Linked DNA regions of Mus musculus: region 1 is linked to region 2. Evidence: chromatin contacts called from ENCODE Hi-C or POLR2A ChIA-PET data. All regions are on one chromosome and are shown on one strand. The core of a region is the stretch at or near the end of the contact, and the rest is flanking DNA. Distances in the headings are between cores, read along the strand shown.

The links. Hi-C counts contacts between places; a loop is a spot of excess contacts on that map. ChIA-PET counts read pairs that join two places held with the same protein, here RNA polymerase II (POLR2A).
Region 1: POLR2A ChIA-PET joins it to region 2 with 41 read pairs in Patski. The contact joins the promoter of Itprid2 here to the enhancer-like site in region 2. A Hi-C loop is called at or near these places in 1 of 37 maps with a recorded cell type or tissue (heart). POLR2A ChIA-PET finds 5 or more read pairs at or near these places in 3 of 5 experiments (Patski and embryonic stem cell).

Annotation. Positions count from the first base shown.
Region 1 is chr2:79,632,799-79,640,051 of GRCm38, reverse strand. It overlaps Itprid2 (ITPR interacting domain containing 2), which reads right to left and starts at 4,627. Exons shown (of 18, transcript NM_080558.4): 1 at 4,308-4,627; 2 at 3,974-4,019; 3 at 746-795. The coding sequence starts at 4,512. Gm46751 (a long non-coding RNA gene) reads left to right here and starts at 4,990. Exons shown (of 2, transcript XR_001783386.2): 1 at 4,990-5,070.
Region 2 is chr2:79,600,282-79,606,812 of GRCm38, reverse strand. It overlaps a transcript of Itprid2 not described here. Among named protein-coding and RNA genes, the nearest start is that of Gm46751, 32 kb to the left of the region's middle. Within about 2 kb of position 5,009, at least 1 of the 3 ENCODE cell types and tissues checked has a DNase peak (open chromatin) inside an H3K27ac peak, as active enhancers do.

The DNA of each region.
Region 1 (7,253 bases), core at 3,378-5,877, 34 kb before region 2:
CTACTAAGATATTTCACAAAACCTAGGAAAATATCTCAAACCTGACTACGCTGAAAAATTATTTATGTCATTTCAAAGAGCAAACAAGCCTTTTCTCTGTTGTAAGGAAACTAGGTTTGTGGCCAGGTAAATTTTCCAGAATTCGGGGTTCATACTTTATATTCCCTTATGCCTCTGAAGACATTTGATTAGAGAAACTACTTCATCAAAGAATTCCGTAAAAAACTAGGTCCCAAAGCAGCCATTCCTTACACCTTCACGGTATGTCAGGACCTCAAGCTATATTTTCCTCACACGGTGAATGCTTCTCCTTCACCTTGTCATCACCTGCACATTCTTGCTGTACTTGGAACGTGAGAATTTTGTCTTGCACAGGTGCAAAAATCCCAGGTGTGGTAATTTCAGTTAGCACAAGCAAAGAAATGCTACACTAAAGTTAACCTGGCTCGCTCACGATATATTTTCTTTCTATTGACATATCAGAGTCTGTATTTACTCCATCTTTATAATATCTAACTGGGCAATAAGAACATAAGGATGGCATTGTGAGGAGCTTCGGGAAACAAAGTTACTGAAAGCTACTTACTATTCTTTTATGACTTATGACAATATCTCCCCCTTTGGGCTTCTAGCTCACAATGGCATATTTTATAAACATGATCCTCACTAGTGCAATTCACACGACACTCTCAGCTAAAAGACGATGGGCGATTCTAACTTTTGAAGGAGGACAATGCTCTCTTACCCTTCGGCGTACCACTGCTTTGCTCATCCAGTGAGGCTCCCAGAGGGGTGCTGTAATCACAGGAACACAAAAGCCTCAGTCTCCTGAACACCCATCTGCAGAACTGTCCCTGGGTAGCCTCACTTGAGAATTATAGCTAAGCAAGCATCTTAATCAACTCAGCACTCCTCCCCAAACACCAGGAATGTGAGCGGCTTACATAAGTAATGTCCTTCTAACCCAGCAAATACCTGCTGTCAGGTCAGTTTACCAGCAATAACCTAATCACAGGTCTGCTCTGAGGCAATTAAGAGCTGGGATGGCCTTAGCATATGAAATGAATTGTTATTTTCTTTGCAAAATTAGAAGGGAGGGGGAGAGAAAGAGACAGAGACGGACAGACAGAGACAGAAAGAGAGAAGGCTAAAGAAACACTCAGTCCCTCCTACCAAAACAAGCCAACAAGAACAACAACAAAAATATAAAACCAAGATTAGAAGAAAGCGCCTTTTCAGTGGTAAGTAACTTCACTTAGTAAAACAAACCGGTTACAGGCGTCAGGAAGAGTTCTTAACTCTTGCCTGCCAGTGGAGCTGGCAGCTCAGAGCACAACCTAGGCAGCCTCGCCACCTCCACAGCCGCCTTTCCTCACAAACACAGGGAAGCCTGAGCATCTCTGTAACGTTTTAAACTCTAACAAGTACACATTCTCCTCCCGTAGCTTTGCAAAGTCCTCAGCTCCCCTTGGAATCGGAGTCAGGGATCAGCCAATACTGACTTTTCTCTCCCTCAAGTTTGTAGTTCAAACACGAATGTCTCCCAAGTTGTTTTCAAACACAAAGATATCTTTACTTTTCCCAGTTTTGTGACTTGCATCACAGAAATATTCTTGTATTCTGAAGGGTCTAGTCTGTGATACAGGCTTCAGTTTCTCAGTAACAGTTCTAATGATTTGCATTAGAAGTGGGGTGCATTCAGCTTCAACTACGCTGCTCAATGCCAATTACAAACGCAAGCAAATCCCTAAGCAAGGTGGTCCTGTGAAATTCAGTGCTTTTGAGACTGGAGTTGAAGAAGAATCACCAGCAAGTACCATATGGGCCCTGACAGAACTTCAATTTTAGGGTTTTGCAAACATTTCACATTTGTATCATTAAAAATCTTTTTTTCCCTCCTGGTAGCTCTTTCCTTAGTTGGGCCCAAACACTACAGTGGCCTGTGTCCACAGCTGCCCATGCTATTCTTCACTGACAGAAAATGGCAAGTAGGCAGAACGTAACTGGACTTCTTCAAAAGCAGTTCTCTACTTCTGGACACCTCCCTCCAAATCCCACCAGAATCTTCTACTGCTTCTTAGACATTGTGTCAAGTCATTTGGTTAGTAAATAAATCAATATAGTTATCAGAATAAAGACTCCACTGGAAAAGAAAAAACATGACATCTTTACCCTGAATATGGATAGCAATGAGGAAACAGTATTGCAGAATTTACCAAGGAAGGAAAATGTCTTTCAGATCATCTATCTGCATACAATATACAAATTATGTTAATGATCATCTCAGGTACACACAAAAACTACTTGTACATTGAATAGGGGTAAGTACATGAACAAGAAAGAAATCTACGACAGGTTTCCTTAGATAATTATATAATCTGTGCACATTAAGTTTAGCAATGATACTTCTGGAATTTTCTGGACCAGTCCTGAGTCCTGGTCAGTGTTAGCATTAGACTACTTCATTTATCTAAAAACTGTTTTTATTTTCCATCTCCTTGATATGATTTCTTCTACAATCTCAATTCCTATATATCATTTTTGAAATGTGATTTTTCTCTTGTTCTTACATTTGAAAAAGAAAAATCCTTCGACTATCCCCTTGAGATAAAAACGCTAGAAATTTTAAGACCTGTTTTCAGTGTAAGCCAATAACATATTAAGGAGTGGATTTTAAATGAGACCAAGATGTAAACTTTAAAGTCCTGAATAAACGCAAGGACAGACTACTCCGTTCCCTCCTTGATGTGGAAACGTCAGAGATGCTGCTTTGTAAGTTCTCTCCTAGAAAGTTCTGAAGATGTACATTTAAAAATCTCAGCCTTCTAATCTAACACTGTTTGATGGCGAGCCCCTGGCACACAGTATAGTACTGTGCTTTGTAAAGGCCATATTCTTGTCATCTGAAAATCAAGGGGTTAAAAGAGGCTGATGGTTAACCTAAAGATGTCTTGAAGCAATGTATTTGCCTCTGTGCATCTTTAAAAGGAATGCCTATACATCCCATAATATTTCAGACGAGTCTATGATGCCTAAGTAAAATTCTGCAGCTAACAATCAGTATGGCTCCAGTTATGAACTAAGACAGAGACAGCTATTGGTCTTTACAGGGAAAAAAAAAAAAAATAATTCCATATGTGAGTAGCTTTCAAAAAGAAACAGAAAAAAAAAAAAAAACCAACAACCAAATAATCCCTAGGATAAACATAATTTGCGAAAACAATAATATGCCCAGAAGCAAATGCCAACCAAAGTTTAAAAGTTATAGTCTTCACACACAAGGTTTTTCAAAGAGCAAATAAACTGGGGGAAAAAATAGAAGTAAAACACATTTTACTTTAGTCAAATTTACTTGTAATAAAACCCATCTCCTCTGTATTTTATCAAACATTTTTGTGCAGGTTGCCAAAGTATGTAACTAAACAGACTCATAAAGTATGAATGCCTTCAAAGCTCCATTTCCTTCTGCGAATTCCAATGCCATCTGACAAAACCCTGTCCCAGGACTTAAACTCCAAGGAGCAAGTTGGCTAGTTTTAATAGGTCCCCAGAGAGACCTAAGGCACACAACACAAATTAAACCCCAGTTAGTGTAGCTAAGTAAATTAAACTCGTCTATAACACGTTTGAAAGGAAAATGATTCTATGCCAGATATGCAGATGCCAAAATAAAGAAAAATAAAAGGTTCTGTGAAACATCAAAATTATTTCAAGAGAAAGCACGACCAGCCAAAGTAGCATCACTGTGACCTGTTTTAGTTTCTGATCTGCTGCTGACATCATGCCCGGACTGCTGAAGTCGTCAACTCGGTCACCAAATAATCAGCGGCCACAGCACTTCCAGTTCTAATCGCTTCTAGAAGGAAGCTATCGGCCGGCTCACTTTCCGGTTCCTAGCTTACAGTGACCACGGGACCCAGAGACGAAGTCGAACCCCCTCGCTTCTCCCCCAGGCAACCCCCGCTTTACTTACCGGCAGTCTTTGAGCCATATCGCGATCTTCTCGTTGGGCACGTTTCCTGCGGGAGTAGAGCGAAGGGACAGCTCGTTAAAGACCCCAAACATAAGTACTCAGAGGCTGTGCCATCCTGACACTCCCTTGCAGGAGAATCTGCCCTGGCAACCCGTAGCCTCCGAGAGCCTTCCCGGCGCCCGACCCAGGGGAGCCAGCCGGCAGCCAGGTGCACATGCTGGAGCTGAAGCGCGGGTCACGCGCGCATTTAAAGTTCGGGGGCGTCCGGTCCCCGCGCCCGGTGGCACGGAGCACGCCACCTCCCTGATCGCACGTCCCTGTCCCGCGCACCGACCTCGCCCCGCGGGTGCCGGCAGCTTCGTGCCTGGGAGGTCCTCCTCGTCGTCCTCGTCCTCGTCCTGCGTCGTCGTCTCTGTGGACAGATCCTCGGTCTCCGACGCCTGCCAGGAGCTGCGGCACTTGGCCCAGGCCTTCCTCCTGCGACTCGCCACTTGCCACTCCAGTTCCTCCTCCGCCTCCGCCGACAGGGGTCGGTTCATGGCCGCGCCGGGGGCTCCGCGGGCCCAGCCCGAGCCTGCGCGGGACACAGCGGCGGCTGCGGGGACCCCCGCCGCTGCTGTCAGCGCCCAGCCGGGCAGGGGGCCCGGGGGAGCCAGAGCGGGCGCCGCAGGAGGAGGGGACAGGGAGGGGGGGAGGGAAGGAAGGGAGGGAGGGGCGGAGGGCCGGCGCTTCACGTGAACCCGGCCTGGCGGGGCGCAGGAGCGCGAGTGGCTCCGGCAAGCCGGGTAGGCGCCGAGCGCCCGCCCGGCCCGGTCCCGCCTACTCTAAGACCCCGCCCTGCCCCCTTTCTAGCCACGCCCCCGCTAATGCACAGTCCAGCCTCTCGCAGCTGTGCGCCACGCCCACGACGGAGGCCACGCCCTCTTCCGGTGGCGGTCTTGCCGGGAGGTGAGGACGAGAGTTGGGGCGGGGCACGTCCTGACGGGCTAGGAGCCGAACCGCCCCTTCGCGGTGGCCTCAGGAAAGAGCCAGATTTGTTTGTTTGTTTGCTTTACAGCTTTTCCTTCTCTCAACTCCTCTCTCGTCCAGAAATAGAGGTAAAGTGCCAAGGCCAAGTCTCATAAAACGCCCCCGCGTGCAAACAAGTGACTGGGCTGCTGAGACTTAATCAGTGTAGGATGCCTACAGGATTGGGCAAGGATGAAAGAGACGTGAGATTGTACTGTCAGCTTGTCAAAGCTTACCTTGGTGTTGCTCGCACATTTTGAGAAACCTGTGTGTCCTGGTTATGTGAGGTATGAAAATCCAGTGAGAAAAAAGTGGGTATGTCACATTGAAGCTGCAGACAAAAAAAAAAAAAAAAGGAAGTGAAGAAAGCGACCTGGGAGTATAAAGAAAGCTAACTGCTTGGATTTGGGACTTAGAAGATGTAACAAGAAGCAGGTCATGCCAAGCTTCTGAAACAATTCTTAAATCCCAGCTTCCTCCGTCCCCTTTATCATACTTGTATTTCCTATGAGGAAAAAAAGATTAAAATTCTATCCAGATTGAGACAAAGTGTTACATATCAAACAGTGAATGTCCTAAACCATCTACAGACAATATAGAAAGCTTCCAACATTTTATTGAACTCTGCAAGCAAAGTGAGAATAGTTTTTTGCTTTGGTCTATTTTTATGCTTTTTCTTGACTAAAAAGGACATTTTTACATAAATAATATTTTAAGGAAGAAATTTTCCACTTGAAATAGATATTTGCAGTTCATAAAAGTCCAAGTTAAGTGTGCATTCATAAATGAAGGAAATAGTTTTTGGAACACAGAATGTAGTGTCCTTGAGATGAGATGGAACCTAGTTTCTTGTGCAGGCCTTTGCACATAATCTATTCATCTTTAAAGTAGCACAGGGACCTTCCTGTCTTTGGTCCTTACTTCTTTCTAGCATGGTCCATATGTTTGATAGTTCCCAATATATCATTAATCATTGATAGAAACAACAACTCCTGATGGTTTATCAATATCCCCAAGACCAATTCCAAAATCCAAGCTGGCTTCCCGGAGCCATCCCAGCATTATCATGGCCCTCCTGCACTTACAGTGAACTGTAAGGGGAGCTACAAGGATGGTACCAGCAACTCAGTGACTTGACCTTTCACTGGTAAGGGATCATTTAGTTATTAATATGTCTTAGACTTTCAGGAGCTCTATATTAAGGATGAAGGTACCTCTTTCATATCCTTCCAATGCAGCTGCCTGTGGAATATGAGACAGATGAAAAGAAAGTGCCTAAAGAAGTGTTGGTGTGGTTGGTCAAAGGCTGTAGAGGACACTGGCTCCAGTAGTTTTATCCAGGGCCCTGTTGGATTCTGTCCCATCCATTTGCTGTCTCCAACTTCCACTCTGACACATCCATGTGCTGTGGCTGGTTCTCTGTCCTTGCTTTTTAAATCATTCCTGTTCTGTCTACTGCCTGCATGAACCAGCTGATCCGGGATGTCTTCACTCTGTGGCTCCCCCAGTCATGATCACATCCTATTTACAGTTCCTTGATGTACAACAGAATGTACACGCTGTTCATTGAGGGGAATGGATTAAGCAGTAAATAATATGATCAGATCCAGACAATATGTTTAGTTTACCAGCCACTTTGTAAACATGAGAGATTATGGACCATATTTTCATATCTTTCATGTATCCACAATACAATGCTGAGTCTACATAGAATACTGCCTACTCTTGAGGCAAGATGTCCGTTGCTATTGTTCTTCTTTAAATGAGACAAACTCGGGTTTTGTCTGCTTTGCGTTTTTTCTCCAATGCTTATTTTTTTTTAATTAGCTTTGCTTGTACTTTTAGAGAACAAAGAATTCTGGGGAAAGGCAGTAATGAAGTATGGCTTCTAATTTATAGGTCATTCAATCACAGTCAAAGAAAAAGGGAAGTAAGCCCAGAAAGTATAATTAGAGTATAGCAACTATAAACTCTGAATTAAGAATATTGTCTCATTTGTTGATGCTTATGAAGAAGAGAAATATAGTTATATTAATGGACAATTTAACCTAACAAGGTAGAGTGGAAAGAGGAAGGCTTTTGGTATCAGACTAAAGTTGAATGTTTTCCTTCTATTTTTACACATAACTGATCTCTCTGGATATCATTTTCTTCGTATGTGAAACTGCAATCATAACTACCTTACCAAGTTACTGCAAGGGTTTTAAAAACTGAAGTAGGTATTTATTAGGGCCATTGCAGTTATTATGTTGAAAAACACAAAAATAAGTCG
Region 2 (6,531 bases), core at 3,760-6,259:
TGGATAAAAATGTCTTCTGAGGCAATGGGAATACTGACATGATAAATGGTGATTCTACTCCATAAGCTGTGTCACCTGGAGACAGATTCACTTTCTTCTTCAGAGAAATAAAATAGTTGAAAACTGCTTGGATAATAAACCCAAAAATAGTCCTAGTGGTCAGAATCAAGGATATTAAACACTGGAAAGAGTAAAATACATCTCATAAATTCTAGAAAATCATATCACAACATATTACATTCATTATCTAAAAGTTTCTTAAGGTACTAAACACAGTATTAAATGTGGCTGTAAACGTAATGTCTGCTCAAACATTTGATGATTCATTTTACTAGGAATTACTTTACTGTCCTTAATATGCTTAATAGGTTTTCCTATGACTTATAATCTAGGTTTTCAGTTCTCTGCTCCCAAAATACAGACACTAGCTGAAATATTATCTCAAAACTTTTATGCTCATAAGTAAAAATAACACTTACAATGCCATGTGGAAAATATGGTATAATAAAACCAAACCAAAAAAAAAAAAAAAAAAAAAGCAAGAGGTCTCAAAGTGGCCATTCCTGGTCACATGTCCAGGGTCGACTAAGACTTCCTGCAACTGTTGCCAGCTGGGCATCCGGCAGGGTTTGTAGTGCTTCACACACACTGAACAATCCACACCTCAGACTGACCTAGGAAAGAAGCTCAGGAATGTTTGACAGGAAACTGTGAGACTTCAGGTAACCACAGAAAGTAAAGAAGAGTATGTGAGGAGTGCTACTCACTATTCTGTTGAGCATATCACAGGGTCTTTGGGTTTGATCAAATAGAAGGCAGAAAGATTTGCTCAAGCATGAAGACTAAAAACACATTTGCCTGAAGTGTAGGGGTAGGTGTTTGCATATTCAAGTATACACAGATATATACACATGCCTGAACTATGCCAAATTCTATTGCATACACACACATATATGTACATATAAATATATACACACATATATAATATATACATATACACAGATATTACACACACACATACACACACACACACACACACACACATATATATATATATCACATTGTATTACCTAATGGGGATGGAAGAGTGGAAGAGTGAATGATTCCAGAATGCAAAATGTACATATTTGGGGTTACTCATCACAACATTTAGATGATCATGGATATCTAAACAATTGAAACAAAATACACAAAAAACAGGGTTTCTCTGTGTAGCCCTGGCTGTCCAGGAACTCACTCTGTAGACCAGGCTGGCCTCGAACTCAGAAATCCGACTGCCTCTGCCTCCCAAGTGCTGGGATTAAAGGTGTGCACCATCACGCCTGGCTTGAGACCTCTTGCTTTTGAGGAAGGCCACAGGGCAGCATAGAAGCAGGGGAAAGGTTGTAGGTCTTGGAGCAAGCTCTCTGAACAGCCCTATTTTTTAAGCACAGAGCTCCAAATGTACCAAAAACCCTTAAGTTGGAAGATTTTCTGAGCTACATTTTTTGAGGTAGAAGTGTTAAGAACAGAAAGTATTTCATTTAAAGGTATTTATCATGATAAATAAGTCCATATATTGTATGTGGGCCTTGATTTGTACTCTCTTTCTTGGCTCATAAATATTAGATGAAAACCTATATATATACCACACATAGATCTCATGTTCTCTAACATTATTTCTGTATAAACATCCAAGAGGATATAGCAAGTGATCTCAGATTGTTAAAGTGTACACTAGCCTGTGATTTCATATGGCGTACACGTTATTTTGAATTGCTTTCCCAACATGTCTCAGCGTAATATTGTACAACCTGATTAATCAAAACCTCATTCCCATGCAGCCCCACCTTCGCTACTTGGCACCACGTAAGCTGGTAACTCCCTTTTGACACTGGCAGTTCAGCAACATTTAAAGGAAAGGGCCATTAGGACTCAAAACAATGTTGTCTAGGTTTGATTTTAAGTAAATTCCATACCTTATCACAGGGTAGGCAAAACTGAAGGAAAAAAAAAAAAAAAACCTCAGGTAGGAATAACACATCTTCTTTTCTTCCCACTCATCTTTTCATTTTCTTAATCCACACAAAACTTACGTTAAAACTTTTTCTAAACACACAAAATGGAAAACTCCAAAACAGAAACAAAGTTGAACCCCCCCCCCAATCATTACAGTATTCATGAGAAACTGTTTCAAGCCATACTCATAATACTTCTGTGTCAATTTATGGAGAATTAGCTACAGGCAACCAAGGGACACACTTACAATGCCATGTGGAAAATATGGCATAATAAATATTAAGCAACAGAAAATAGTGGGTGCTTTGTTTGTTTTCTGTGGTGCTGCAGATTAACCTCAGGGCCTCACACATGCCCTGCGAGCATGTTAGCACCAAACAATACCTTTAGCCTATTTTTACTTTAATTCAGAGGGAATTTTGCTATGATGTACAAACAGACTGGCCTCAAACTTGTAGCCCTCCTGCATCGGTTTCCAAATGTGCACAGCTACAACTGGCTAAGAAAACAGTCTTAGTGCTAGTCTAAGATGGGAAGAGGGACTCACCTCCATTAGTGAGTCAAACGGAGGAAGGGTGTGATAAAGGGCAAGAGAGTGTTCTATAACCCCAGAGTACCATAATGGTCTTTGCTTTGTAGACAGGCTCTTACCACGAGGGCCAGGTTTCCCTCAAACCCCTCATCCTCCAGCTTCAGCTTCAAGCCATTTAAACTGTTGGACTATGTACACGGCTCCGTAGCACATTTCTTTGCCATCAGCCCCACTTGGAGCTGGTTAAGCTAATGGATGCCTGCCTTGTTTACCCCAGTACAGAGAGCGAGTGTCTGTGAACCTACGGAATACCTGATAACTATGAACACTTGAGCCATTCTGGAGTGTCCTCATTCTAAATAGGGAAGGTGTTCTATCATCTTGCTTTCACATATCACTAGACAACTACCAGAGCAGTCTGAACGAGAGACTACAATCATGAGAGAAACTGGGCATAGGTTTTCCAGATACTGCTTCAGAAAAGTAAGGCTATTTACAAAAAAACCAAAACAGAACAACAACAACAACAAAAAAAAAAAACAAAAACAAAAACAAAGTGTAAAATGGCCTGTATCTTCAAAGTAAGCAGATATTCTTAAATGTTAGCATTTAGTAGCATCATAGTACACGGGCAACAACATCTGATTTTCTGATGTTAACCATAGTGAGTCATTAAATTGCCAGAGCCGTATATGGCATAAATGATGAGCTGACCACACTGTACACACCCAATGTGTCATAACTGATGATGTTCAAAGTACATGTTCATAAGCCATCTGGATTCCTCAGCGTATAGTTCTCTGAAATGAAACCATCCCAGTGGCAGTGTTCACTCCATTCCACATGTCAAAATATAGTTAGCATAAATCATGGGAGCCTGGCCGTCCTCAATTATTCAAGCCAGGAACCCCCTGGTGTAAACTCTGAACCACAGCATGGTCTACAGATTATGGTCTGGGGGAAAAAGGTATACCTTTGATAAAAATACGTTGAGTGGGACCAAAGCTGTGCCTTCAGAAATTATACTCTTATAAACACACAAAAGTTCAAGGGGGAAGAGATGGCTCAGTTGGTGAAGCTCTTGCTGGTCAAGCAGGAAGATCTAAGTTTTGATCCCCAGAACTCACGTAAAAAGCCTGGTGTGGCAGCAGTCACCCTAATCTTAGTGCTGGAAGGCAGAGGCAGAACAGTGAGGGGGGCTCAGTGGTCTTTGAAACCACTAGGGAAGGTAAAAATCTTAACTCCATTTGTATGAAGAACACAGAACGGGAAATCTATGGAGTAAGAAATTAGATAGTACACAATTGGAAAACAGTGGAAGTTTGTTTTTAAGACCGTACTGCAATGGATACTTTTAGTTGATATATTCTTTGACATGTTAAATTATATTTTTATATGGGCTTAAAAATATAAATCACAGTTAGGTGCCAAAAATATTTCTTCTGTTCCACATAATAGGGTTATAGAGGCGAGCATGCGGCCTCCGGGGGGGTCCCAGTTGTGTAGAGGCAACAGAATTCTTCTTCCCTCTAAGATCTCTATGATTCAGAACCAGAACAATAGCTCACTGCTCACATTCTCATTTCCCAGTTGCTTTAGAGTCTGGGAGTCATTTCACTTCACCGGCTATCCTGTGAAATCAGTCATGAAGGGCCTTAGCCAAAATAGGAACCCTGTACATGGAAATGCACAGGACATTAACTTCTTAACATTCATATGAATAAGCTTATGAACTTAGCCAGGCATTTCACCGAGGCCCTGAAGGAATGAAATGTTAATTAAAATTTAAGGGAAGAGAAAAAAGATTCGGTGCTTGGCATACGGCCCAATGCAGTGACTTTTAGAAGTAAAACCTGAGAAATGGATACAAATGTGGAAGGGCCCCACAGGCTATCTTTTGGTGGTCGTAATTTACCTGCCTCGCTCACCCCTTGCTCCTCCATGGGAATCAACATTTGCCACCCAGGCTACAGGTAGTTATGCAGTTTTACTCTCTGGCTCTTTATGCTTTAGTATGCAAGCAGTAAATCTAGGATTATAAATCCTAATCCTTGGCAGAGAGAAGCCACTGAAGTGTTTTTAAGAAGGGCAGCGCCATGATCAGCTGCTTTGGAGTTACCTCCCTAGTTGTGATGTGAGACAGATTTATAAAGACTGAGACTTGATCTAGGGAGAGAATCTAGAGACCAATAGCCCTGTAAAACAGTATAAAGATTTCAAAGCGAAAACAGCTACAATGGACATAGAAGGCTTATCTAAACTTCCCTTATCTGACCAAAACAGAACTTTATGAGAGTCAGCTGCCACAAATTGCCAGGAAGTCTCCTGTCAGGGAGGCAACTGGCTTTGACTGGGGACATTCCAAGAAATTGTATAAACAAGCCTCATTAGAACCTTCTTCATTTGCGTCCCCAAATTCCTTCTGTTATGTAAATCCTTACCCCTGGCTGCTCAGGGAGTCAGGCATTGGATGCTTGCCCACACTCCTGAGCATATACTTTCACCATGCTGATCTACTGGCAACCGACTTGCAGTCTGTCTGCACTGACGTCCAACCCTCTGGGAATACTTGGGAGATTTTCTTTTTTTCTCCCAACAATGAGTTGAGAAGTTTTCACAGACTTTCTATTGGGAAAGCAACAGTGGTTTGTCCTAGGGTAGCTGCAGACTGACGTATAAGAGCAGAATCAGCAGGCCCTGGGGCTTTAAAGCATTCTTAAGGAAGAATAGAGAGACATGGCTATGAATCTTTGCTGTCTTTCAAGAACCTTTCAATCGAGAATGTTCTCCTGGCTTACATAACTGTCAAAACCTAAAGTGAACTACAAGATCTTGCATGACTGTGAGATTGGGGGCAAACAACTTAAGAGCAAGCAATAGAATTTTCTTCTTTTTAAAAAATACCAAACCCAGACACTATTGTTGATGCCAAGAAGTGCTTGCTGCCAGAGCCTGACCAGTACAGATAAAGAGGCTGACAGCCAACCATCGGACTGAGCACAGGGACCCCAGTGGAGGAGTTAGGGGAAGGACTGAAGAAAATCAAGGAGTTTGCAAACCCATAGGAAGAACAACAATATCAATCAACCAGACCTCCTCCCAGGGACTAAACCACCAACCAAAGAGTACACATGGAGGGACCCATGGCTCCAGCTGCATATGTATCAGAGGATGGCCTTATCTGGCATCAATGGGAGCAAAGGCACTTGGTCCTGTGGAAGCTTGATGCCCCAGGGAAGGGGGAATGCTAGGGTGGTAAGGCAGTAGGGGTGTATGGGTGGGGAGCACCCTCATAGAAGCAGGGGGAGGGGCTATAGGATTGGAAGGGGAAACCAGAAAGGAGCGACAACATTTGAAATGTAAATAAATAAAATAACCAATAAAAATGGTTAATAAAGTTTTAGGAAATTTAAAAAAAAAAACTGACCTCTACTGGAAAAAAAAGATGTCATTATAAGACAATGGCTTTTTTTTTTTTTCTGTTTTGGGAGAAATGTTAAAAATGTGCTTAAGAGGGACTGGCGAGATGGCTCAGTGGGTAAGAGCACTGACTGCTCTTCCAAAGGTCCTGTGTTCAATTCCCAGCAACCACATAGTGGCTCACAACCATCTGTAATGGGATCTGATGCCCTCTTCTGGTGCATCTGAAGACAACTACACTGTACTTATTTATAATGATGAATAAATCTTTTAAAAAAGTGCTTAAGAAAATAATAATAATAATAATAATAATAATAAAAAACAAAAAACCAAAAAGCACCTGATAAAGGAGACTGTTTTGCTTCAATTTGATAGGAATGAAGCAGGTGTTCCAGGCACTGAAGAAGCAGGGAAAATAGCAGAAAGCAAAAGGGATGAGCTGAGGAGACATTGAAGCTAAGTCCTGAGCAGAAGCATGAAGCCGGCCAGGACTGTTAGTGAGCAGGGCTGTCTGGTGTTGCTTAGCACTAGGTGGTAGGTTTGCTGTGAGAGAAAGTCCTCTTCTTTGATTCCAGCATAAA